Linked DNA regions of Homo sapiens: all the other regions are linked to region 1. A link is a contact called in ENCODE Hi-C or POLR2A ChIA-PET data. All regions are on one chromosome and are shown on one strand. Each heading gives the region's core, a stretch centred on a gene start or an enhancer-like site at or near the end of the contact. The rest is flanking DNA. Distances are from core to core; before and after follow the strand shown. Region 1 has its middle 16 kb from the start of TBC1D19. Region 2 overlaps STIM2 (stromal interaction molecule 2). Region 3 holds the start of STIM2-AS1 (STIM2 antisense RNA 1).

Evidence for each region. Hi-C counts contacts between places; a loop is a spot of excess contacts on that map. ChIA-PET counts read pairs that join two places held with the same protein, here RNA polymerase II (POLR2A). Pooled maps may share reads with other maps.
Region 2: a loop to region 1 is called in a map of endothelial cell of umbilical vein, with 6 times the contacts of the local background. The contact joins two enhancer-like sites. A Hi-C loop is called at or near these places in 3 of 168 maps with a recorded cell type or tissue (A673, endothelial cell of umbilical vein and heart right ventricle) and 3 of 50 pooled maps.
Region 3: a loop to region 1 is called in a map of PC-3, with 6 times the contacts of the local background. The contact joins the promoter of STIM2-AS1 here to the enhancer-like site in region 1. A Hi-C loop is called at or near these places in 3 of 168 maps with a recorded cell type or tissue (A673, PC-3 and endothelial cell of umbilical vein) and 2 of 50 pooled maps. POLR2A ChIA-PET finds 5 or more read pairs at or near these places in 5 of 52 experiments (CD4-positive, alpha-beta T cell, HCT116, HEK293 and 2 more).

Annotation. Positions count from the first base shown.
Region 1 is chr4:26,566,329-26,570,782 of GRCh38, forward strand. No RefSeq gene overlaps it. Among named protein-coding and RNA genes, the nearest start is that of TBC1D19, 16 kb to the right of the region's middle. RefSeq lists an enhancer at 1,813-3,012. Within about 2 kb of position 2,248, at least 5 of the 41 ENCODE cell types and tissues checked have a DNase peak (open chromatin) inside an H3K27ac peak, as active enhancers do; they include A673, HCT116, PC-3 and 1 more, where a contact is called at or near this core.
Region 2 is chr4:27,001,163-27,005,616 of GRCh38, forward strand. STIM2 (stromal interaction molecule 2) reads left to right here. Exons shown (of 12, transcript NM_020860.4): 6 at 1,055-1,232; 7 at 1,765-1,942. Among named protein-coding and RNA genes, the nearest start is that of STIM2, 140 kb to the left of the region's middle. Within about 2 kb of position 2,634, at least 3 of the 41 ENCODE cell types and tissues checked have a DNase peak (open chromatin) inside an H3K27ac peak, as active enhancers do.
Region 3 is chr4:26,859,079-26,863,532 of GRCh38, forward strand. STIM2-AS1 (STIM2 antisense RNA 1) reads right to left here and starts at 1,521. Exons shown (of 2, transcript NR_134674.1): 1 at 1,432-1,521; 2 at 546-950. It overlaps STIM2 (stromal interaction molecule 2), which reads left to right and starts at 1,763. Exons shown (of 12, transcript NM_020860.4): 1 at 1,763-2,291. The coding sequence starts at 2,141. RefSeq lists an enhancer at 1,320-1,419 and silencers at 1,510-1,879, 1,890-2,459.

The DNA of each region.
Region 1 (4,454 bases), core at 998-3,497:
ATAGAATTTTGTTCCATTCAGGAAATAAGAAAACAACATGAGGAAGGTAAAGAGCAAATTATGAATAGATTTCTGCTTAATAAGATGTCCAAAGAATTAGACAAGGAACATTAAGCCCCATAAGAAGAAGGAAGAGTAATCTGACCTGTTGAAGTTACTGGGAAATAGGCCAGGTTTATCTTTAAGCATCCAGTCTTGCCCTGTTATTGGTAATGATCTCTAATACTTTTATAGCCCTTTGAAATTTACATAGAGCTTTTCTCGCTGGTGGCGTCCTTCTTCCTACATTCTTCCCTGGCTCCTGTGGGCTTTCATCACATCTGATCTCAGAAATGCATTTGCTTAACTCATTCCTAATAAGCAGCTTCAAATCCTTTTTGTAAGAAGACAGGGTCAAATAAAAAAAAAATCATTCAACAAAGGAAAGAATGGCTGATAATGTTAAATGTGTGACCTTTCCAGAGGCATTTGTATTTTATCAGAAGATAAGTTAAACAGATGAATCTCTAATTCTATAAGTAAGGCAGTAGGAGAGATTTTTCTGGAGGGAAGGGAAAACATAACACTCGGAAGTGTCTTATTTTAGATCCCTGAAATAATTTCACATTTAGGAAGCCATTTTGCTTACTGGCAAGGTATTTCTCTTTCCAGCTCTGCATAGCTGATAGCATACACTCCTTAGATTGGTTGAATTTAATTTTGAGTCCAGATTTTCAAACCATTCAAAAATATAAAATCTCAGAATTTTAGAGATTTTGGGAATCTTACCGTTATTGTGGTGAAACCCCTTATTTTATAGATAAGAAATCGAGAACAAGAAATTCTAAATCATTCTGATTAGTCAGATCCGCAAGATCCAAATGCTTTAATAAGGAAACTGAAAATCGGAGGACTAAATGTTTAGCTGACCAAGAAAGTCTCTTGAGATATGTTGTTATTTAGACCTACAGGCAGAGCATAGTGTAGTTTTTTTGTTGTTGCTCCATAAAGGTAACAGAACTACGTCTGAGCAGTAGGAGATGTTACTACTCCAATGCCTATCAATTTGTTATTTTCATCTGTATAATCATTACCTTCTGTCCCTAGGTTAATCGGTATTTCATTATTACTTGCATTAATTTTTTTTTTTTTCTTCCCGAGACAGAGTCTTGCTCTGTCGCCCAGGCTAGAGTGCACAAGTGTGATCTCGGCTCACTGCAACCTCTGCCTCCCAGATTCAAGCAATTCTCCTGCCTCAGCCTCCTGAGTAGCTGGGATTACAGGCATGTGCCGCCATGCACAGCCAATTTTTGTATTCTTAGAGACAGGGTTTCACCATGTTGGCCAGGTTGGTCTCAAACTCTTGACCTCCTGATCCACCCGACTCGGCCTCCCAAAGTTCTGGGATTCCAGGCATGAACCACTGTGCCCAGCCCCACATTAATCTTTTATATTGTAATTATCTCATATTTATGACACTTAATAGATAGAAGAATACTAGAAAAGTCAACTGATGCTTTTTAATAATGGATTCTTCCATCACATTAGCAAATATCTCCTTTCTTACAATATGGTATTGTTGAGCTGCTGGACTTCTTGTTAGCTTTACAGCATCATAGAGTTTATTTTATTGAGATAGAGTCTTGCTCTGTCACCCAAGCTGGAGTACAGTGGCAGAATCATGGCTCACTGCAGCCCTTGACCTCCTGGGCTCAAGTGATCCTCTCACCTCAGCCTCCTGAGTAGCTGGGGGTACAGCTGTGCTACCACACTCAGCTAATTTTTTTTTTTTTTTGTATTTTTTGTAGAGATGTAGTTTTGCCATTGTGCCCAAGCTGGTGTCAAATTCCTGGGCTCCAGTGATCCTCTCAAAGTGCTGGGATTACAGGCATGAGCCACTGCGCCCAGCCCGTCATAGATTTTTGATGGAAGATCTTGAAAGATCATCTTGTCTAGCCACATCATATTTTCAAATGAGACACAGACCCAAAGGGTTATACCCCTAATTTGCAGCAGAGCTGACATGAGAGCCTGATTCCCTTAATCCAAGTCCAGGTCTCTGTCTGCCATATCACAAGACACCATTCTATCAGCTCAGAAGCCTTTGGTGGCTCCGGAAAGACATTTATTCCATATACTTCAAACCTAGGGAATATTGACTAGCATGATTTCGTCAGAATAAATTCATTCCGGAAGAGAACAGGAGACTTAGCAGTTCTTTCCCAATCTTCATGAGATCACAGGAAACAATCTTAGATGATGTGTTTGATTTTTCCTTTCAGCTGTTTTTTGTTTTGCTTGGCCTCATGAGGAAGGAAAACACTTAGCTGAATGATAAAGCCATTAAAGTCTTAATCATCTATTTGTTTAATGTTTTCCTCAGTATTTTCATTTTGTGTTTAAAATTCAGAAGCTCATTTTAAGGAGCAAAGGTTACACGCAAGATTAAGATCAAAGAATTCCTAATAATACTGACTGAGAAACCAAGATCCTAGTCTTTAGAGTAACCATTCTTTCTGAGAAAAGCTGATGACTCATGCTGATTGTAGAAGTTTGTAATATGCCATGAAAATTGAGCACTTAAAATTCAAAGATTTCCTTGGATGCATCTACTCTGAATCATCTGGAGGAAAATTGAATAAAAACAAAACCAAAACCAAAAAACCAAACCAAACAGTCAATTGTCTGGGTATTTTAGCCACATAATGGCAAACATATAGCTATTTGTAAATATCATATGACTGCCTGAATTTTTTATAATCTAGATTTCTAGTCATGAACCCAGTAAAATCTGTATTATCATCAAATAACAATTTATTTCTACACAGACTACAATTGAAAATTTAAGCCACAGATTTTGATGATTACTGGCTTAATAAATGAACATAGCTTAGTTAGATATGAAATAGCACAACTCATATAATCAAAAATTAGTTGAAGGGAAAATATCATGTAAAAGAAAGGGCTGAAGCAATCTAGCTGCAACTTTTAATCAGAAGCTAGCATACTGTCAGCATAATGAGATGTATTATATATGTAAATGCTCATTACGATAACAATTTTAAAATTTCAGTATAATGGCAGGGTCTCTAGAACACTAAGCCTTGAGCTCTACTGATTACTATTAGGAGGGAATATTCACACATCACTTTTATTTATTTATTTTTTTTGAGACGGAGTCTCGCTCTGTCTCCCAGGCTGGAGTGCAGTGGCGTGATCTCTGCTCACTGCAAGCTCCGCCTCCTGGGTTCACGCCATTCTCCTGCCTCAGCCTCCTGAGTAGCTGGGACTACAGGGGCCTGCCACCACGCCCGGCTAATTTTTTGTATTTTTAGTAGAGACAGGGTTTCACCGTGTTAGCCAGGATGGTCTCGACCTCCTGATCTTCTGATCCGCCCTCCTCGGCCTCCCAAAGTGCTGGGAGTACAGGCGTGAGCCACCACGCCCAGCCCACCCATCACTTTTAGTTTTAAGGATTCACACTCATCTGTCTGGGAGATTTGCAAAGAAATCCCCGGTGCCCTGAAAACAGGAGAAAAAAACCTACTAAAGCAGGAGATTGTACCAAATGAGAAAGGTCTGGTTTTGTCCACATTTATTCATCGGTCTGCTCATAGCTACTTAACCTTTCATCACTAGAACCTGGGGCTTTGTTTTCTTTGTTTTTTATTTGTTCACACAAGCAGTAACTACCTTTATGTACGTACTATTTGGATGATGAAAATAATTTAATGTAGCTTGGCCCAGCCTTGTTGAATGTCATCACCTCAGAGACAACCCCTGACCACTCAACCCACATATCAGACTTTACTCCATCATCAGGTTTCATTTTCTTCAAAACAACCATGGTTATCTAAACTGGTCACCTTAAAAAAAATTCAGTTATGTGTTTACAGTCCATTTCCTCCACGGGGTATAAGCATAATAAGATCAGGTTCTTTGGCCATCCTGTTTGCTGCTGAATCCCCAGTGTCTAGGACAGAGCATGGCACGTGAAAAATATGTGTTAATCCATATTTAATCCATATTTAATCCAAAAAAATATGTGTTAAGTGAATATTTGAGTGTCTAAAGCACATAGCCTTAATTAGATCTCTTTCCTCTAGAACACTAAGTTCAAAGTTGCCATCAAGGGTTACATGGAAAGAAAGTCCTATTAAGTATAAGACAAACAGAGACATTGGAAAAAAGAAGACTGAATAAAATAAGCAGAGCCAGTGCATGAAAGGATGTAAAAAATAAAATTAGCACCAAATGATTTTACAGGTAAATATTCAAAGGACAGCAAAAAGATTAAAAAGTAGAAATAAAGTAGAGGGAAAAAAAGTCAGCTATTGGTACAAAGGTTTTAACTGCAGGATTGGGATGCTTCCTGCAATGATCTTTAAGAGTTAGAATCCTGGACAAGTCAGAAGGACAGAGGATAAGAATTTCTGGCACAAGAAATGAGTCATTGGAAATAGATGGCCCTGATT
Region 2 (4,454 bases), core at 1,384-3,883, 440 kb after region 1:
TCAAAATATGTTTCTGCCGGAGGCCTGGGCATTTAGGCAGTTTTTCACTGTGAGCTGTATCTCTTTGGAGCATTAAAATAATATATTAGCTATCATTGTGTCTCTGTTCGAGAGAGCCCCGTGAAAATTAGTGTGTACTGACTGGGCTAAATCAGGAAATCTGAATAGTGATTTCTGTGTTTTGTATCACTGAAGGCAGTAGGCCCTGGCTCCTCACTCTTTGTTTTAGACATAAGGCTGGGGGTTAACATCATACCAGTAACCCCCATATCTCTGGCATATAGACACCTAAAACTGAATAATTGTTATTACTATTTAACCCAGGCTTTATCAGCCTTAGCACTAGTCACTCTTTGGGCTGGATAGTTTCTGGTTAAGTCTTTGTCATCCGCAGAGGGGACACAGGGAGGAGGTTGTCTTGCGCACTGTAGGGTGTTCAGCAATACTTCTGATGTCTGCCCACTAGGTGCCAGTAACCACTCCCCCAAGTTGAGACAACCCAAAATTGTCAAATGTCTGCTAGGGGTGGGTGAGGAATTATCACCAGCCTTGAGAACCACTGATTAACCTAACCTAATTAGTTATATAGCTGCCTCCTTGGGGAAAATACATTTTGGTGAGTGATCAGGTTTATAAGTGTGAGAGAAACGTGACAGCTGCCTAGCTTGACTGAAGGAAGGGAGTTGGGATGATGGTGGTGATACTTTTGATGACTCCCTTCACCCCACAGAGGACCATTCTGGCAGCATATGATTGGAGGTGCTGTTGCTTTTTCAAGGGTCCCCATGACTTTGACCACTCCTTCTCCCACCAGCAGGGGCGTGGTGTGTCTATATGGGTTTACCTCTGCCCTTCTATAAGTCTAGTATATCAAAGAGTTACAAGAAGCACAGTCATTATTTGAAGAAAGAATTTTAAAAGGCTAGAGCTTGTGCATGGGAAAGAGATCTCCAATTTTTGGTTTTGTTTTAGATACTACTTAAAAAATGTCTTTTTGTATTGAGGTCCTGTCATACTCAAAGATTAATTTAATCATCTGTAATTCTTTTAATAGGCCCACCTCATAACTGGATGAAAGATTTTATCCTCACAGTTTCTATAGTAATTGGTGTTGGAGGCTGCTGGTTTGCTTATACGCAGAATAAGACATCAAAAGAACATGTTGCAAAAATGATGAAAGATTTAGAGAGCTTACAAACTGCAGAGCAAAGTCTAATGGACTTACAGGAGAGGTAAGTTCAGAAAAATCATAACTCATTTATGTAGGCAAATACAATTTGTAAAAAAAGTGATATGGGCATGTGCTTAAATACTTACATTTAGGTTATTATACACATCAGGAATAGATGCATATTTGATTTCACATTTTTAGAAAAGTATACTTTTATAATTACAGATTTATTATAAATGTGTATACTTGAGAATAAATGAGTAGAAGAACAGTGGAGGTAAGTCAAATATAGTGGAATTAGATGTGTAGTTAAATTTTATTTTTAACTTGATTTAAATAATTAGGAATTTTTGAAAAGCTTTTTGCGGAAGAGTATTTCCCTGCTTTCCCTGTCATTTGAACCCAGGATAACCAAAATAGCTGTATAGTAAGTTGCCTGATATTTGTATTAACCAAACTTAAGGCTAATGAAAAATGCTATGATTTCTGATTGAAATATGTATTTAATCGCTTGACCCAGTATTCATTATTTTGTAAAAAAAAATAAAACTGGAAATTTTTGTGAGGAATTTTTATTTTTATTGTTCTATAAGGCTTGAAAAGGCACAGGAAGAAAACAGAAATGTTGCTGTAGAAAAGCAAAATTTAGAGCGCAAAATGATGGATGAAATCAATTATGCAAAGGAGGAGGCTTGTCGGCTGAGAGAGCTAAGGGAGGGAGCTGAATGTGAATTGAGTAGACGTCAGTATGCAGAACAGGAATTGGAACAGGTATTTACATTAAAAAAAAAATCACTTGTAAAGATGTTAACATTGCCACTCTGAGGAGCCAGGTCCTGTTTTTCTTCAGTTTCCTACATTTAGTTCCACTGTAGTTCCTCAGTTGATAAAAGACTCATTTGTTTATGTTGTTAGCATTGATCAAAGTTCATATAGCAAAATAACACAGTAGTAACTGAAAGATAGTTACCATCATGTTCACTCATTCATGAAATCTTACCTTGCCATCTTCACTGTCTTGAGTAAATTTAAGGTGTTTGTTTAACATCTGTAATATGTTTAAGTTTCTGACTATAATGTAGTAAGATATAAAGTATATCTAATTTTGAACTTCTCTGCAAAGGTAAAGGATCTCTATTAAACATCCATTTGAATCCTGTTAAATAGTTTTAGAACATAATCTGCTAAAAGTTCTGAAGCTCCTTTCCAATACCTGCTTCTCCTGTTCAGTTACTTAAGATAGAATATAGGCATTTAGGCATTGCACGGAGTCCTTTGGAGAAGGTGAGGTGCTGGCAGAATTTAATTATAGACAGATGCATTAGTTTCCTGTTCCTGCTGTAAAAAGAAAAAAAAAAGCCACAAACTTAGTGGTTTAAATAAACAGAAATTTATCATCGTAAAGTTCTGGAGGTCAGAGTGAGTTGAGGCGAGCCTGCAGGACTGTGTTCCCTCTGCAGGCTGTAGGGGAGGACGTGTTTCCTTGCCTTCTCCACTGGTAAAGGCCACCCACATTTCTCAGCTCATGCCCCTTCGTCTGTCTTGAAAGCCCATCATTCCAGCCTCTACTTCTGTGGTCTCATCTCCTCCTTCTGACTTTGATGCTTTCTTTACTGATAATGAAACTGAAGAACAAAATGAGGATTATAAAACTTGCTCAAAATTAGAGGTGACTCAGTTATAAAGCAGGGGCAAGAACTTAGGTGTTCTGCCTCCACTTTGTTTTATGCGCTGTTGCTGCCTTCTTAATAGAGTGCTAAATAAGAAATGCAAATTAAGTGATGAATGACATAAGGTCAACTCATGAGAATACATTACTGTTTCCTTCAAGATTGTCATTTTATGAGAATATGTCTGACTGAACACAGCCATCTTTTTTATAACTGTTAACCACTCCTTCTCTCACACCCCCAGATGTCTGTTTTTTGGAGCTCTTCCCTCTAAGGACTCTTAGATGTATTTTACAGTCATGCCTCATTCAACTAACAAACCATATCAGCACAGAATGTAGCAAAGAATCAGGGAGTTGACAAAAAAGGCCTAGTCGAAATCATACGGTATCCGAGAAGTGGGTACTATGCCCTTTGCACTCCTGTAAGAACTCCCTGCCTTTTTCCACCAAGACATCCAACTCTCGGTTTGTTCTGGTATATTTCTGTCTTTCTAAACTTTGTATATAAAAAAGAGCGAATCAGAAAACAGTAGTTTGGAATTCTTCTACAGAGATATAAACTGATGGTAGTACTTCACAGGTGCCTGCCTCACAGTGAGGGAGAAGAGACAATATAAAAAAAGGGCCCAAGAATTGTGGACATTCTAACTTGAAGCTTTGGGAGAGAGACCATGCACACCTCAGTAGACCCCGAAGTTACCAAAATGTGATGTATTGGTATTATTGGTATGAATAATCTCATTAGATCCTTGGTCAATAAAAGGCGGTTTAAAGGAAGGAAATTGGTATTTTAAAAAGAACACTGTCTGGCATGATCGTATTAATAAGAAACACAATTTTCTGAGGGCTTACTGTGTGCCAGAAGTGTATGCTACACACATTGCCAGTGGTTTGCTCATAAATTTTAATCCTCACAACACATAGGTATTATCTTCATTTACAAATGAGCTGTGTAGAGAGGCTAGATAACTTACTTGCCTTGGGTTACACAGCTATTAACTGGTAAAGGCAAGGTTTTGCGTGTCATATTCCAAAGTCTGTGTCTTCTTATACTGCTATTAAAAGCTTTGCTTGTAGAAATAAGTTTAACTGAGAAATGATGTATAATATGACATAACCCACAATTCCACGTAGTTCAAGGAATTACTGTATTTTGTCTGGAGAATAATCAACATAAATTTAGAAGTCAGGAAAATCTGGTATGTTTTTTATATAGTGTTATTTTTCCTAGAACAGAGACTTTGGGTGACTAATAGTACTGCTTTATGTTTTGTGTGATTTAAGTAGTTTTCACAAATTAATTTCTTAGAAAAAGTCTCAGGAAGCCTTTAATCAGGGCAAGTGATAATACCCCTATTATACGTGAGACAATAAGCCTTAGGAACTTACTGAAGGTTACAGAGATGAAAAATAATACAGTTGGGTCTAGAAAAGAAGTTTTCAGATGTTTAGGCTGTTTTTGTGACATCATGTTTTTACTTACTGTTGTTTTATTCCAAAGATACAAAAATCATGTAAATAATTATTACATTTTAAACAGTTATTTATTGTTTGCAAAAGCTGTTTATTACTCAATTTTTTCTGTGTTCATTCCCCTGTAAACAACAATGT
Region 3 (4,454 bases), core at 271-2,770, 290 kb after region 1:
TAGTCATGGGACTGTGCTGTTTATCTCATAGCCCTGACTGCTGACTTAATTGCCTTTTTCAAGTGTCTCTCTTGCCTAACCCTCACCACTCAGTACTCTGCCTGGCACATACTAGGTACTCAGTAAACATTTAATAAATGAAATGCCTCCTGGAGAGCAGGAACAAGCTTGTTATTTATATTGTTCTGGTCCCCTAGCAGAATTATCTTCTCTGGTGGGCACTCAGCACTCTGGTGTGACTTCATCGCTGTGCCTTTCAGCAGGGGAAATATAATCTCCCGGTTGCCCTATAAAGAATTGCCACCTGAACACTATGCCCACAAGAAGTCTGCTGAGAAATAACTGTTGATAGATTGACTTAGCCTCAAAGACATCCTTGATTCTTTTCTAAAGTGTGCATCTGCCCTTCCACAATAAACGATATTTGTGGTTATCTTGGCCAGGCTACCTAAGAAATACTTTAGGAGAATGTAATTTGAGTATCTTCTTGGCTTGAGAAAGCAAGCAAACAAACCAATAAGCAGAATGAAACCAACAAAACCCAATAGCAAAAGGATCTTCGTGTTTAATAACCCTATCTGCAAATTTTAAACAATTTTGTGCCCCTGGGAGAAAGAATGCCTCCTTGCGTGTGAATTTCCAGGGCTTTTAATTTATAGTGACAGTACATTCAACACTTCCTTTTAAATTTGAAGGGAGGTGGCCTTAAAAATATGCTGGCAACTAGTTTGGATGAGAAAGATTCCGGTTCTTTATTTATTCAAACCAATTAGACCAGGTCTGAACAGGATTTACAACAGAGAGCAGATCTTGGGTGCACAAGAGCTTTGCTTCATTCCAGGTTGGCGAAAACAAGTCAAGTCTACATCATTGTTCTGTCAGCCGGTTCAGGATACAGCACAGAGTCGATGGGATGGGGGTGGGAAGGTGATGAGTTCAGGTAAATGTACCTAGGAGAGTCAGAGGCTAAAGTAAATTCTCTTAAATAGGCCTTTTCAGTGGCTGCTAAATCTCGCTCATTTCCCATGAATTAGCTGTGGGATATTGGGGACAACTTACTTCACATTTCTAGGTCTTAGTCTCTTCATTCGTAAAAGGGGGTAACGATAATTTTGGAGTTATAGCATGTAAATGTGTAAAACGGTTAGAGCAATGCCTGGTACACTCACACATAGCACGCGCTTTGTGAAATGTTTGGCAAGTAAATAAAACGCTAAGCTATGCTAACCGCGTCTAAACAGCCAGCCACTTGTAAGCCCCACCTATATTGAAATTACGGGGACGCTGCTGTTTTCCGATTGCAAGATTTTCCTGATCCATGCAATTACTTTCGCTGCCCTCTACGAGGCTGAAACTCGCCCTCAGGATGTGGGACGTCTGGACTCTTCTCTCCGTCCCCTTGTAGCCCCCCACTCCCCCTCGCGGTGGTACCGTGAATGAGGGAGAGGTACACGTCCCCCTTCTTCCCCGCCTCCTATCTTCGCGGCTCGCTAAAGCGTTATCAGCCGCCCCACGGTACTACCGTCCGTCTAGGAACGCCTCCGGGGCGGGGCTGGGATGCCGCGCACGCGCAGTACAGCAGCGCCGCGCCTGCGCCGTGGAGAGCCTGAGGGAGGCGGGGGATTGGTATGCGAGCGAATGTGCGAGGGGAGGGAGGCGTCCCGGCGGAGCGTGGTACTACGACCAGCGCGGGCCGGAGGGGGCGGGGGGATGCGCCGCGGCGGCGGCGGCGCGGGAGCTGGGGTTGGTGTTTGGCGGCGCCAGAGCAGCGGATCCCGGTCTCGCCGCAGCAGCAGCGCGGGTGTCGTGCACCGCCTGAAGACGCCGTACCTTTCTACCCCCCACCTTTTTTTTTTTTTTTTTTAAATAACCGGAACCAATGAACGCAGCCGGGATCAGAGCTCCGGAGGCCGCCGGTGCCGATGGGACCAGGCTGGCGCCCGGCGGGAGCCCGTGTCTGAGGCGGCGGGGGCGGCCGGAGGAGTCGCCGGCGGCGGTGGTGGCGCCTCGCGGAGCCGGCGAGCTGCAGGCGGCCGGGGCGCCGCTGCGCTTTCACCCGGCTTCTCCTCGGCGCCTTCATCCCGCCTCGACTCCTGGCCCAGCGTGGGGCTGGCTGCTGCGGCGGCGGCGCTGGGCTGCGTTGCTGGTGCTCGGGCTGCTGGTAGCCGGAGCGGCGGACGGATGCGAGCTTGTGCCCCGGCACCTCCGCGGGCGGCGGGCGACTGGCTCTGCCGCAACTGCCGCCTCCTCTCCCGCCGCGGCGGCCGGCGATAGCCCGGCGCTCATGACAGGTGAGGGGCCGGGGGGCGGCGGGCGGGGCTCGGCCGGCAGCGATGGGACCCCCAACCCGTGCAGAGGTCAGCATCTCCGCCGGACGTCCGCTATTCCGCGGCTCCGGCCAGGGCGCGATGCGGAGCCCTGCCTGCTGCTTCGTCGCGGTCCCCTGCACTCCGGACGTCTTTCCTTTTCACCCCGACACCCCGCCCTCGCCGAGCCTCTCGACGGCACTGATTCCCCTCCCTTCAGTCGGGCTCTCCGATCTTCCAAGCTGAGCAATGCGGTGGTTTCTCTTTCGTGCTGCAGAAGTGCCAGCAGGGTCTGCAGGGGACTGGGCTGATTTTTTTTTTTTTTTTTTTTTTGAGGCTGCTAGAAAAAGTCAGCAGCAGCATTGCGGTATTGAGTCTACCTCTGGTGCTGCTTTTGCAAAGGCAGCTGGCAGCGAGTCTCACCGGTTCAAAGCTCCGCTTGAGCACAGCGTCCCAGGGGAGCCTGCTAAAGGGGATTCTTTGAGAGCCATAATACCTAGTGATATTAGTGGTTCCGTGTTAGTATGCAGAAATGCCTAAGTTTACAGTGCATTTTTTGCGGGGTGGAAGGAGGCCGTTTTAAGTGGTGATGGAAAGTGTTTGGTGGTGGGAGCATCACTGGGTGACAAAGGGTGTAGAAACCTCAGCAGGTAACCAGAAATTATACCTAAAATTTGCAAAGTGCAGCATACTCGGGGCTTGCAGCTGGCAGCACAGTTCTGATAGACTGCACTAGCACCTTTTTTTTAATATATAGAACGATCTCATAATTGAAAACTTGGAAACGTGTTTTGTAAGGTTAAGTGCAGAATTGTATCCTTTTTAAAGCCTTCCGGTGTTATGTACAACTGATCAGTTGTGGTTTAAGTAAAAGTTATTATATAAGGACCCTGAAATGATTTCTTTGGGAAAAGTAATGGAGCTAAAATAATGGTTTTTTTTTTTTTTTTTAGTATTTCACTTATTTTTAAAGTAGATCTGTAGATTTCCTACAATAATTGTAAGACTAAAAAGTTTAAAGTGGCAGAAGATGACCCGTGATTAATTTAACCAAAATGATAGTCCTGCGGGCGTCTGGAAGTTACTAACAGCTTCTCTGACAAGTGCTCAGGAACTGTATTCTTTAAAGCCAAGCAGTTTCTCTGATTTCTATGATAGGATATTTACTATTCTAGAGAGAAGAAGGATGTTGGTAAACTTTAAAAGCTTTGGAGGATGTAGAGTATAGAACATAATGGTCAGCATGTTTAACTTTACCCTGAAGCATATCAAGCCCTATTAAATGGAACTTGATACATCAAACCTACCAATTGGGTAACTGGGATAAAGTGATTATAGAATAATCAGTATTAGGAGCATAGTACAGTTTGAGTGAGAAGATAGGTCAGACAGCTTTATGCTTGAATAGTATTTATTCTCCAAATAAAAATGTGGCAAGTAACAGTATAGTGAAGAATAGTGATTATTAGGAAAGTTGATAAATAAGACTATAATTTGAAGATTTAATGCCTCATGCAGGAAGGGAAGGAGCAGGAATATTTAGGCTTCTAGAAGGTATAAGTGGTTCTAGGTTTCTCGAGCAGAAAAATGTGGTTAATACATAATTGGCTAATGCTCTGTGAAAAAGTAATTGGTAAAAAGGCAAGCAATTCAGAAAATTTAGTATTTATTGACTGCTAATAAGTATATTTTATACTGTGTAGATCACATCAAGAAAATTGGTCAGATGGAATTTTAATAAGCCATTTACAATCCCTTTTAAGACTTAAATTTCTCTATACTTATTTAAGGCATGGGGGAAAAAGGTGATTCTTATTGGAAAAAAATCCGATGTATCACACAAAATGAGTTTGTGCCATAGGGCTTTAAAATAAGTTTGCTAGAAGAATACCCTGGAATTATTTCTAACGTTCTTTTACTTTCCTTTTGTCAGAATATTGATTTTTAACAAGTTAAACGTTTCCACTTAAAGTTTAAATCATAAAACTACACAATATACAAATTAAATTGTTATTTTAATAAGTTTATGTAAATACAGTCAATAGCACCCATATCTTGGTAAAGGTAAACTGAAAATCTATGATGAAGTTAGAAAATATTGAAAATTTCTTTGAACTATATGGCCTCTATAGGGCTCTTTCCCATTCT